Linked DNA regions of Homo sapiens: all the other regions are linked to region 1. Evidence: chromatin contacts called from ENCODE Hi-C or POLR2A ChIA-PET data. All regions are on one chromosome and are shown on one strand. The core of a region is the stretch at or near the end of the contact, and the rest is flanking DNA. Distances in the headings are between cores, read along the strand shown.

Region 1 (3,719 bases), core at 698-3,197:
ACACCTGGCTAATTTTTGTATTTTTAGTAGAGACGAGGTTTCACCATGTCGGCCAGGCTGGTCTCGAACTCCTGACCTCAGGTGATCCATCCACCTCGGCTTCCCAAAGTGCTAGGATTACAGGTGTGAGCCACCACGCCGGGCGTCAAAACTTTTGACTGCAAGTGCACAACATGTTTTTAAGGACTACCTAAATCCTTTCAAAAGTGGTCCTCAAAAACATGTTGTGCACTTGCATTCATAATAACGGTATTTCTTTCTTCCTGCTAAGCCAAATGCTGGTACAAGCCACTGTGGTATCACACATGGCTTCATCATACTATAGTCACCCTTCAAAGGACATTAAGTAGGCTTCCGCTCCTGATCTGTGCAGACACAACACACACACACGTATCCACGAAAAAAAATCAAAGCAAAGAGAGAAGGCTGGGTGCAGTGGCTCACACCTTTAATCCCAGCACTTTGGGAGGCCGAGGTGGGTGGATCAATTGAGGTCAGGAGTTCAAGACCAGCCTGGCCAACATGGTGAAACCCCATCTCTACTCAAAATTCAAAAACTAGCCGGGTGTGGGGGTGGGCGCCTGTAATCCCAGCAACTCGGGAGGCTGAGGCAGGAGACTCACTTGAGCCTGGGAGGCGGAGGTTGCAGTGGGCGGAGGTTGCAGTGAGCCGAGATAGCACCACCGCACTCCAGCCTGGGCGACAGAGCCAGACTACGTCTCTCTCTCTCTCTCTCAAACACACACACACACACACACACACACACACAGTAAACAGAGAGCACAAATTCACAGCTCCAACTCCACCAGTTATTCAAACACACATTAAGGATGTGCCAATTTTATATAGGGACTTTGTTTTTAAATTCTTCTTAGAAACGACCACGGCTTTGCACCAACTGTGAGTTTTAGCTAAGTACTATGCGGTTTTGAGAAAGTTATTTTACTCTGTAATTTCCGCCGGTTTGGAGAGACCGTGCGTAAAGCAGGTAGCCTGCCACCTCCTGTTACGTTGTGGCTGGGTTTTGAAGGAGTACATTCAGGGGCTTGGCGGCTAACGTCCAAGCCCCACCCTAGCAGGTTGTTAAACTCTAACAACTGTGGAAAGTCACTCGGAAGCTCCAGTTTGACTTGCCCTTTGAGGGGCTGGGTGTCTGTGTTGGGAAAGGGTAGCAGGGGTGGGGGTGGAAAGACACTTTGCACAGATCCTTGTTTGCTTAAGACGAGCCTCTGTGGGCATTCTGGGAACACGTGCACAGCTCCAGCAAAACAAAACGGACCCGGGTTTCTGGGGCAGAGGGAAGCGCAGCCCGTTCTACCGTGTTCAGCGGGGTAACTGCGCTTTGCGGGAGCCCCTGCCTTGTAGCTGGAGCTCGTTTCCTTTCCGTGCCTGGGCGAGCGCTGGTTCTCCAGCCAAGAGCACCCTCCCCAGTTGGCGAGCCCTGGCTCTGGGCGGGACCCGTGCCTGGATCCCCTTCTCTGGAGTTCCGCACCTGGGCTTCGGGAGCTGAAAGCGCAAGGGGGCTACAGGACCCGCTTGTTTATTTTTTCTCCTCCCGAAATCCTGTGTCACCTTCCGACCCGCGTTTTCCCCGTGGTCCTGCATCCGACGGGTCCAGGTTTCTCCCTGCAGCAATTTCCTAAGAGGCTGTCTTCCGTCCCCCTCCTTCCCCACACCATGCCCTCAGCTTCCCCACATCGCCCTCCTTAGGGGTGGGCGCAAACCGAGCTCCCCTGGAACTTACACGTGGCCACAGCGGGTCCGGACAGGCTGGTGTAACACCTCAAGGCACACGGCGCAGTCGAAGGACGTGACGGGCAACTCCGGGTCCCTCCTGCGCTCCAGGGCCCGCGCGGTGGCAGAGGCGGGCGCCGATTTGCCGCTGTCGGTGCTCAGCACGGAGCCCATCGCTGTGCCTCTCGCCCAGACAGCTGCGAAGCACTCAGTGCCTGCCGCAGGGTTGTTTTGTTGCCGTGCGGTGGAGGAAGGAAGTCCCGGCCCAGCTGCGATCGCCGCCTCCCAGCTCTCCCAGCTCGCGCAGCCCAGAAGCCACCTCCGCCGCTGCGCCCAACCCTGGTCTAGGGCAGGGCGAGCGCGCGGCCGCGGGGCTGAGATCTTCGGCAAGCCGCCTAGGTTAAGGCGCGGAGGCGGAGGCGGCAGCCGCCCCGTGCTCTGTCTTGTGGTATTGGGAGGATTGAAACCTGAAACCTCAACTGCAGAGAAGAGGACTTGAGGCAGCAGTAAACCTTCCAAGCTATCACACACAGCTGCTTTCCCCACTGTCAGAAGTTAAGTGCGGGCGTGGCCATGCTTAATGATAATCAGAGAACAGCCGCTTTTAAGGTGAAGTGGAAGACCATCCTCCACTGTTGTCATCACAATAAGCTGCAAAAATGACCTATGACCTATGATTGGGCGTCTCCTAAGACGGTGCTATCGCTACTCTGTCATCCAATCAATAGTCCATTAATGGAGAGATAGCCTGGGTAGTGGAAAGAGTCCTGGAGATTAGGATTCCAATCTTACCTCTCCTACAGAGATTCTAGTGCTAAACCCTGCCATCTCCAGTTTCCTCTGCGGCTCAGGATTTCCTCTGTTGTTTGTACGCTCCCCACCCCGCCCTTTAAACATGATCAGCCAGGCGCGGTGGCCCACGCCTGTAATTCCAACACTTTGGGAGGCCGAGGCGGGCTTGAAACTCCTGCTTGAGGGCAGGAGTTCGAGACCAGCCTGGCCAACATGGTGAAACCCCGTCGCTGCTAATAATACAAAAATTAGCCGGGCGTTAATTTACACTTTTTACGAAGACTTATTTAGTGCCCACTGCACGCCAGACTCGGTTCTAGTGATGAAGACACAATCGTCAACAAGCAAACAAAATCCCAGTTCTCACAGAACTTACTTTAAAAAACAAAAACAAAACTTTGAGATAATTATAGATTCACATACAGTTGTAAGAATAGTACATAGTATATAATACACATATACAATAATATATAATATAACACATGGGATATAATAACGCATATAATACATGTACGTATTTAGCAGGCCATAAACTTCACCCAGGCTTTACTTTTAATTAGGAGATATAGGCCGGGTACCGTGGCTCACGCCTGTAATTTCAGCACTTTGGGAGGCTGAGGTGGGAGGATCACTTGAGCACGGGAGCCAAGATCACACTACTGCACTCCGTCCTGTGCGACAGAGTGAGACCATGTCTCAAAAAACAAACCAAGCCGGGGCAGTGGCTCACGCCTGTAATCCCAGCACTTTGGGAGGCAAGAAGGACAGATCACCTGAGGTCAGGAGTTTGAGACCAGCCTGGCCAACATGGTGAAACCCTGTCTCTACTAAAAATACAAAACTTAGCTGGGTGTGAGCTACTTGGGAGGCTGAGGCACAAGAATCGCTTGAACCGGAAAGGTGGAGGCTGCAGTGAGCCGAGATCATGCCACTGCACTCCAGCCTGGGCAACAGAGGGAGACCCTGTCTCAAAAAACCAAAACAGGCTGGGTGCAGTGGCTCACGCCTGAAATCCCAGCAATTTGGGAGGCCGAGGCAGGTGGATCACAAGGTCAGGAGTTCAAGACCAGCCTGGCCAACATAGTGAAACCCCGTCTCTACTAGAAATACATTTCTTTAGTAAAAATTTTTGTACTAAAAATACAAAAATTAGCCAGGTGTGGTGGCACATGCGTGTAGTCCCAGCTACTTGG
Region 2 (3,719 bases), core at 670-3,169, 750 kb after region 1:
TGAAAGACACATATAAGCATATCCATAGCAGGACTATTAATAATGTCCCCAAACTAGAAACTATTCAAACGTCCATCGTTAAAGCAAACTAAATATGTCCTGAGAATGGCTCCATACTTCTATATTTGAGTCATCGTGGATGAACAGTAATCTAACTTAATAGGTAGACAAGATTGAAAACCTAATTTAGGAGTATGGGCCTGTAACAATCGCTGAGTCTTGGCCAATCCCAGCAGCCTTACTTCAACCACTCAAACGCTGCCAAGTGTTCAAACTGTGTTCAAATAAGGCAAAGGCCAACCTGTAACCAATTCAGCTGTTTCTGTACCTCACTTTGGATTTCTGTACATCACTTCCCTTTTTTTTGTCTATGAATTTGTTCTGACCTTGAGGCATCCCTGGAGTCTCCCTGAATTTGCAGTGATTCTGAGGGCTGCTTGACTCACAAATTGTTCATTGTTCAATAAAACTACTTTAAATTTAATTTGGCCGAAGTTTTTCTTTTAACATCATCAATAATAGGTTGAATAATACATTACAGCACATTCATATAATGGAATACTATAGAGCAATGAGAATAACCAACTCAGAACAATCCCAAAATATGTGGATGAATCAGACTAACATACTATTGAGTGGAAGAAGCTATATGTCACAAAGGAGAACATATAGCATTATTTCATTTATTTAATGTAAACAAACAAAAACCAAAAAACAAAAACAGGCAAAACTTTGTTATCAGTATTCATGCCAGTGGTGACATTTGGAGAGTTAGTGATGGCTGGCCTTCTAGTAATGTTCTAGATCATGATTAAGGAGCTGGTTACATGGGTCTAGTTACCTGGTAAAAATTTATTGAGGCATATGCCTATAACAGGTGCACTTTTCCACATTTTATGTTAATTTTAGAAGTAATTAAACTTACTCTATGAGTTTGGACAGAGCTTCTTCTAAATTTGCTTTTATAAAGAGCTTTTTGAATCCCTTTAGAACTGACTAAAAGAAGGCGGCCAGAAAAATACACTGCAATGTCCTTGTCTTAAGTTCAAGACACTGCTGTGTCCAGAGGCATCACATTCTCTCTTCTCTGTCTGGAAGGGCAATTAATTCTAAGCCTGCCTCCCTGAAGTTTGAAGAAAAAAAAATAGTCCTTTCCCTAAGGTTTAGTGTTCTAACAGTATCAGGAGAACCCGGCCATAAACTCCAATGTTTCCCTGGCTTATCTCTTGCTGAGCTGGGGGACCTTTATGTCAACGAATTCCTCCGACACCATAGGTAGATTCAAGGAGGTCAAGCACCCTGGGCTGCTTAAAGAAAAATTAACACCAGCTTTTATCTACCAATTGTAGAAACTAAGAGTTTACTTTGCATCCATGTATTCTTATTTCCTTGTACTGGATGTTTACAGAGGAGAGTCAATATTCTAATGGGGAGTTTTTCACTTTCGGTGTGACAAGCCTGTTCTACCCATGGGCAAAGGAGGTTAGCTTGGGGTAGTTCTGCTTTGCCTCTCCGTTCTCTGTTCGTTTTGGCAAAAAACTGCATATGGACCTTTATTTTGAAGAAGGAATCAGGAAACATGTAAATGCATCTCAATTGCAAAGTATCTAAAATTTTCCAGGAAGATGATACTGAATAATTACACAAATTCTTGACTGCTAATGTTTTTACTGTGTTACTTTAGTGAAGCACCAGAAATGAGCTTGATGCTGTCATGATTCACTTATTATCACATCCCATGAGATGAGGAAGAGTTTAAAACACAGTTGGTGTCATTTTTGCTTTCAATGATAATTAAATTATGTGTTTGTTGCCCTTTCATGTGAAAGTCAGCTTGCTGGCAAGAACTAGTGTTTTCACTTTACTTGGTTTATGGCAAAGCTCCAACTCCTCGCTCAGTAGTCACTGATATTTCCTTTGTCTCAGGTGTCCACATCTCCTCCACTTGGCAGATGATCTCAGACCAGCTCTCCTTTTATTCATGACAACATTTTACTGCTTCTTCCTCCATGTTACTTTCCAAATTTATTTCCACCTTACTACTTCAGTCAACAAGATTTTTTTCCCCAGGTCTCTTGATCATCTCTCTCTCTCTGTCTCTCTTTCCTTTGCTCTCTCTCTCTTATTCCAAACATTATCTTTTATAATCAGATAATCTCCTGATTATCCTTTTTCCCCATTGGCCATATCCCTTAATTTTATTCTGATGCAATTATTGATCACTTATATGAACCCTTCCATTGCTTTTTGCATTTCTACTTTTATTTCTTTCTTATTTCTTTCACATTCCCATACTAGTCAGTCATGCCTGTTTTCTCCTTTTTTTACTTTTCTCTCTTCTATTCTATCACTTATGCTGAAGTTATCCCATATCCAGTTTAAAACAGGTTCCTCATTATTTTTCTTATATCTTCTCTTCCATAAGCTCTATTTGGCAAAATATATAATAAAGCAGACCAGTTCTTCTCTCTCCATACCCGCATCTGAATCTATGATAATGCTTGTGCAGTCGTACTACTTTGTCTATATTAGCTGAGGAATTTAAGACAAATCTTTTATACAATTTTAATTTACTTATCCCAAATATATATAAAAAATTTATTGGATGAACATGTTGAGAATTTTGGGTTTTCAATTTCAGTAAAGTGCATAGAACTTTTCCGGTCTTCACTTTCTATTTTTCCTGTACTCTGTAACATCTGGCTAAATCATGACTTTAGCCATTTCCCATCCTCCCAGAGTCTGTGTTGTGGCTGCTTCTGTGACTTCACAGTCCTGGTGCTTTTCTTCAACCTCTGGGAAATACCCCAGGAAAGTCCCTTAATATTCACTAGGTTCACAGCATCAGAAACTGCAGAGAGAAGGACAGAGGTGAAAAAAAGAAAGAAAAAAAAAAGGAAGAAAATAATCATATGCAGAAGAGTATGGGAAAGAGAAAGAAAGAAATGGAAAGAAAGAAAACATGAAAATGCAACAGGAATAGAGACAAAAATTCTGGTTGGGAAAACTCTGAAGAAAAAATAATGCTGAGATTACATCTGTTGCCTTCCAGGGAGTTTATCTTTGCTTAACCGTGGGTTAGCTGGCTGGCAAGTTACCATTTACAAAGAAGCAACATGTCTCTGAACCTATGAAATAAAGGGTTTCATTATTTTTCTGAGAAACATTTGCTTCTACAGCAATCTAATTTGGTATATGCATAATGATGAATGGGCACTAAAATCTAAATAGGGAGGTTATTGACCAAACACTGTAGAATTTAGATGTTTATCTTCATTTTTAGAGATGGAATAACAAAGAAGTGATGGAATCAAAATTATTATGACGGGGGAAAGCACATCTCATTTTGAAGGAAAATACCTAGGTTCAAAATAACTCTGTTGACCAATGATACAACTATTTCTTGCTATTAGAGTCCCTGATCACAAAGTACAGATGTGGAAACTTGGCTTTTAAAAATAATGATAACAGCCACAACCACCTGTGTAGTGCATTACAGTTTCAAAAGTAAATCATCAAACTATATTTTATTGTCAGATAAGAAAAGTTTGTGGGGTTTTATTTCAAAGTAACTGTGAAGTGAATTGAGTAAGTACTTTAAAACCCAATGTTTAAATTAAGATTTATTTCCCAATTTATGGGCCCACTCTTAGTTTCAAAAATCATAGTCATAGCATTTGTTATCATTATTTTCCTCACATTTCAAGAAATATGTAGAA
Region 3 (3,719 bases), core at 408-2,907, 520 kb after region 1:
TATCAAATTGCTAAAATGAAAGATATGCCTAATTTGCTTACCTGCTACTCTGTGAGTGTACAAATTGGCCTGATTGCTACATTATTTGAAGATTAAAGGTCATTTATTTTCATATATGGAAAGAATATGTAACTCTCAAAGTAAGCTAGGTGTTACATTAGCTTGGGATTCTCCTTAAACAAGGAAACATCAAGGTGACAGGATTAGTTGTTTTGCCAGCCCAGAGGCTAAAAACGACGTCCCAGATCACGTCTTAGAAAAGTTTTGTCAACAAAATGAATTTTCATTGAAAGTTACCTCAAGGACACGGGGAAAATGAAATGGATAAATAGAGCATGAAAATGAACTGTGTGCTAGGCCTGGACGCCCTAATTATCATGCTCTTCCACCTGAGAGTTCATGGAAATCTCTAGACTGGATTCAGTCACGCCTTTTTCCGTTTTGAGACACACACACACACACACACACACACACACGATTTTCTTCCACATCCCACCAAAACTCGAGGATAGAAGGGCTCATGTTTTGGAAGTTAGAACTTTGAATATAGTGAATGTATTTGCATTTTTAATTATTACGTAAGAAAACTGAGTATGATTTTGCATCTAATCTCTGTAAACACATATTTGTGAACTCTCTGGAAGGTGAACTCACACCTATATTTGCAGCATAACTGTCACTTTATTAAAACCCCTTTAGTAAACCCCTATAAGCGAGATACATACGTGCAACCCCTTAAACAAACAGAAAACCAACAGTTTAAAATCCAATTTGAGCAAAAGAACTCTAAATCCAGGGACTGAACGTCGTTTCCGGGAGTGAGGGGTGGGGCGTGGGGGAGGGGGCGCTACACTTCCATTTTCTGTAACCTTTTAAATGAATAAGGCTTCAAACTATTACATATGTTTATTATCTTTAATATTGGAAAACTTTTGAAACACCAACTTCATAAACTTTAAGTTAAAACTATATGTGGGTGATCCACTTAAAATTAAGCTTTGTAAATTACACCTTTTTAAAAAATTTTTAGCCAACTTTTTGCACTCTAAGAATACAAGTATGTTCCTGGTTTCCCCAGTTCACTGGCTTGTGTCGGCGGCTAGAGGAGCTGGGGAATCCTAGGGAAATTTAAGGAACGTGGAAGAAGCGCGAGGTTGTTCCCTATTGCCTCCACGTTTCTCGTCCCAGAGACTCTCAACAAAGCCTCCGACCCCCAGCAATGGTGTTCCCCGCCCCAGGGCTCACTACACCCACACACCACAGAAAAGGGCGCTGGGGCCTGGGTGACGCGGGAAGGAAAACACAACTTCGATAGGTCGCAACTTACTCTCCTGGCTCCAGCCAAGAGGATTTTCCGAAGCCCCAGGTCGGATCTCGCCGCAGCCTGCCCGGCCCTTTTCCCCCCTCGGGCAGCAGGAAGGAGCGCCGGGCAGGTAACGCGCACAAGGGCGGCGGGCAAGTCTGGTCGCGAGGTCTAGACCTCGCCTACCGACGCCCTCCCCGGCGGTGGCTCCCCTGTCCCGCTTGCGGCACTTACCAGGAGAAGCAGCAGGGCGTACGCGCGTCCCGGGCTCCGCGCCATCGCACCCTCGCCTCCGCCTCCCGCCGCCGCACCGCTCCGCGCCGCCGCCTGCCCCGAGCGCGCACTCGGCTCCTCCCTGGCCCCGGCCTCCCCCCGGCCCGGCCACCCTCTCCCTCCCCGCCCCGAGGGCTGTCTTCCCGTGGCGGTTGCGCGGCCCAGCCCAGCCCAACCCAAAGGCGCGGCTCCAGGTGTGGCCGCCGCGAGAAAATGGAGCCGGGGGCCGGCCCGGGCCGCTTTTACAGAGGTGGGGAGTTCAGCAGAGGAGGGAGGCGCGGGGTGGACTCCCGCCCGCTCGCACTCGCACCTGGGACCGTGACGTCCTTGGGTTGGGGACTGTGGGTGGCAGGCCCCGCCCCGCCGTTCTCTCCTTCCCGACCCCCTACTCTCTGGAGAATGGCGGGAGGAGGGAGCCTCCTGGCGGGGCTCGACCTGGGTAGCGCGGGTCGCAGGGCCCCGGCCCAAGGACAAAAGCTCCACGGAGCAGAGTCCTGCGGGACCAACCGGCCCAGTGGCTGCGGGGCCAGGCCGCCCAGCACCGCCCAAAGGTCCCGCACTTTGTGATTGTGCTTTGGGCCCGGAGCGCAGGTGTCGCTAGTGACATGGGGACCCGTGTCCTCAGGAAAGCTGCGACCGCGGTGCGTTCGGCCCGCTCTCCTGGAGCGGAGGTTGTGGAGCAGAATTTCAGGTGGCTGTCTCCCCAAAGGCTGCTCTTCCCTATGGCCCTTCACTGCTTCCAACAGGTTTGCAGCTTATCTGGCTCAAGGAGAAACAATCACCAGAGGTCAAAAAGGACAATTCTTGGGCTAGGAGAAAACTCTAGGGTGTTACGGGAAATATATATATTCTTTGAAATGATTTACAATTTCTATTACACCACTAGCTAGATCAGAGGCCCCGCTCCAAGAGTGACTAGCTGAGTGGCCTGGACTAGCCTCTCTGGGCCCCAGTTTCCAGATCTGTCAAATGGAGTTAATAGCGACCAACGCACGGGGAAGTTTTGAGAACGAAATTGGAAAATCTTAGGTAAAGCATTCTGCAGTGTCTAGAACTTAAGGGTTCAATAAATAATTGTTAAAATTAGAACAACGTGATTGCGAGGTGAGATGTTAAATTGACATCTTGAAAAGCAGAAACTTAGTATGGGCATCCAAACACTAGAATCAGCACCGGATTACGAAACTTCCAAGAAATGTAACGACTGAAAGTAATGGACGAGCCTATTGTTCTGTGCGAGAAAGGCGCAAGGGGAGAAGAAAAGACACACACACCATACTTTTAAGGGTAAACAACCTTTATCCCAATTAAATGGCAACGCGGATATAATAAGCAAATGATATAATAAGCAAATTGCAATGGGAAGGGGAGAAGGAAAAGATATATTTATAGGTACACTCACCAGACTGTGGAGGATTCACCACCACACCGGGAAGCAACAGCCTGGGCTCCAGAGTCGGACACTACACTCACCAGACTACAGAGGATTCTCATGAAGTTTCCTCATGGTCTGGGACCCTAGCTCTTATCGTAACAAGTTGTTTGGCATGAGACCCAGTCACAAGGGCCCTTCCCGACTGGACTCAAGGAACACAAAAAGGTCAACTTGTGTTTGCGATTGTCTGTTGTGTTTCAATAACTAACAAATAGGAATTTAAATAGAGATTTATTTGAAACAGCGCTCGATGAATTCCTCAAGGGGCTCACACCACCTGTTCTGGGACTTGGTGGCCATTGTTTGTGTCCATGTTCAATTGAGTTCAAATTTAATATTTAAGTTTTCCTCCACATTCGGCTTCAATCTGATACTCAATCGCAGGAAAATACCCCTACAGATACATGGGGAAGGCATAGTTGATAGAGATTACAGATACAGGGTAAGCACAGGAGAATTAAAAGCAAAATTAATAACACACCCATCATGGCTTTGCAAGGAGAGTAATATTGTGAGAATTGTCAGGGATATACACATAACATCCAGTGCAGTAAGGTGCAAACCCCTCCTTGGGCTGCAGTAAGCATATCTAATGCCTTTCCATTTGCAACACAACAGTACATAGCTGAGCAAATTCATCTGATAACAACATACATCCAGTGCTACTATCATTAAGAGCTTTTCTTAGAAGTGAGCTTAATGTTTTAA

What was found. Hi-C counts contacts between places; a loop is a spot of excess contacts on that map. ChIA-PET counts read pairs that join two places held with the same protein, here RNA polymerase II (POLR2A). Pooled maps may share reads with other maps.
Region 2: a loop to region 1 is called in a pooled map, with 3 times the contacts of the local background. The contact joins the enhancer-like site here to the promoter of RNF125 in region 1. A Hi-C loop is called at or near these places in 1 of 37 single-sample maps with no recorded cell type and 1 of 50 pooled maps. POLR2A ChIA-PET finds 5 or more read pairs at or near these places in 1 of 52 experiments (PC-3).
Region 3: a loop to region 1 is called in a map with no recorded cell type, with 8 times the contacts of the local background. The contact joins the promoter of DSG2 here to the promoter of RNF125 in region 1. A Hi-C loop is called at or near these places in 3 of 37 single-sample maps with no recorded cell type and 2 of 50 pooled maps.

What each region holds. Positions count from the first base shown.
Region 1 is chr18:32,017,053-32,020,771 of GRCh38, reverse strand. RNF125 (ring finger protein 125) reads right to left here and starts at 1,947. Exons shown (of 6, transcript NM_017831.4): 1 at 1,745-1,947. The coding sequence starts at 1,908. RefSeq lists enhancers at 1,186-1,235, 880-1,752, 2,052-2,346, 1,753-2,625 and a silencer at 2,052-2,346.
Region 2 is chr18:31,267,391-31,271,109 of GRCh38, reverse strand. No RefSeq gene overlaps it. Among named protein-coding and RNA genes, the nearest start is that of DSG1, 49 kb to the left of the region's middle. RefSeq lists an enhancer at 2,790-2,909. Within about 2 kb of position 1,919, at least 2 of the 41 ENCODE cell types and tissues checked have a DNase peak (open chromatin) inside an H3K27ac peak, as active enhancers do.
Region 3 is chr18:31,496,115-31,499,833 of GRCh38, reverse strand. DSG2 (desmoglein 2) reads right to left here and starts at 1,657. Exons shown (of 15, transcript NM_001943.5): 1 at 1,538-1,657. The coding sequence starts at 1,582. RefSeq lists a silencer at 1,458-1,927 and an enhancer at 2,128-2,267.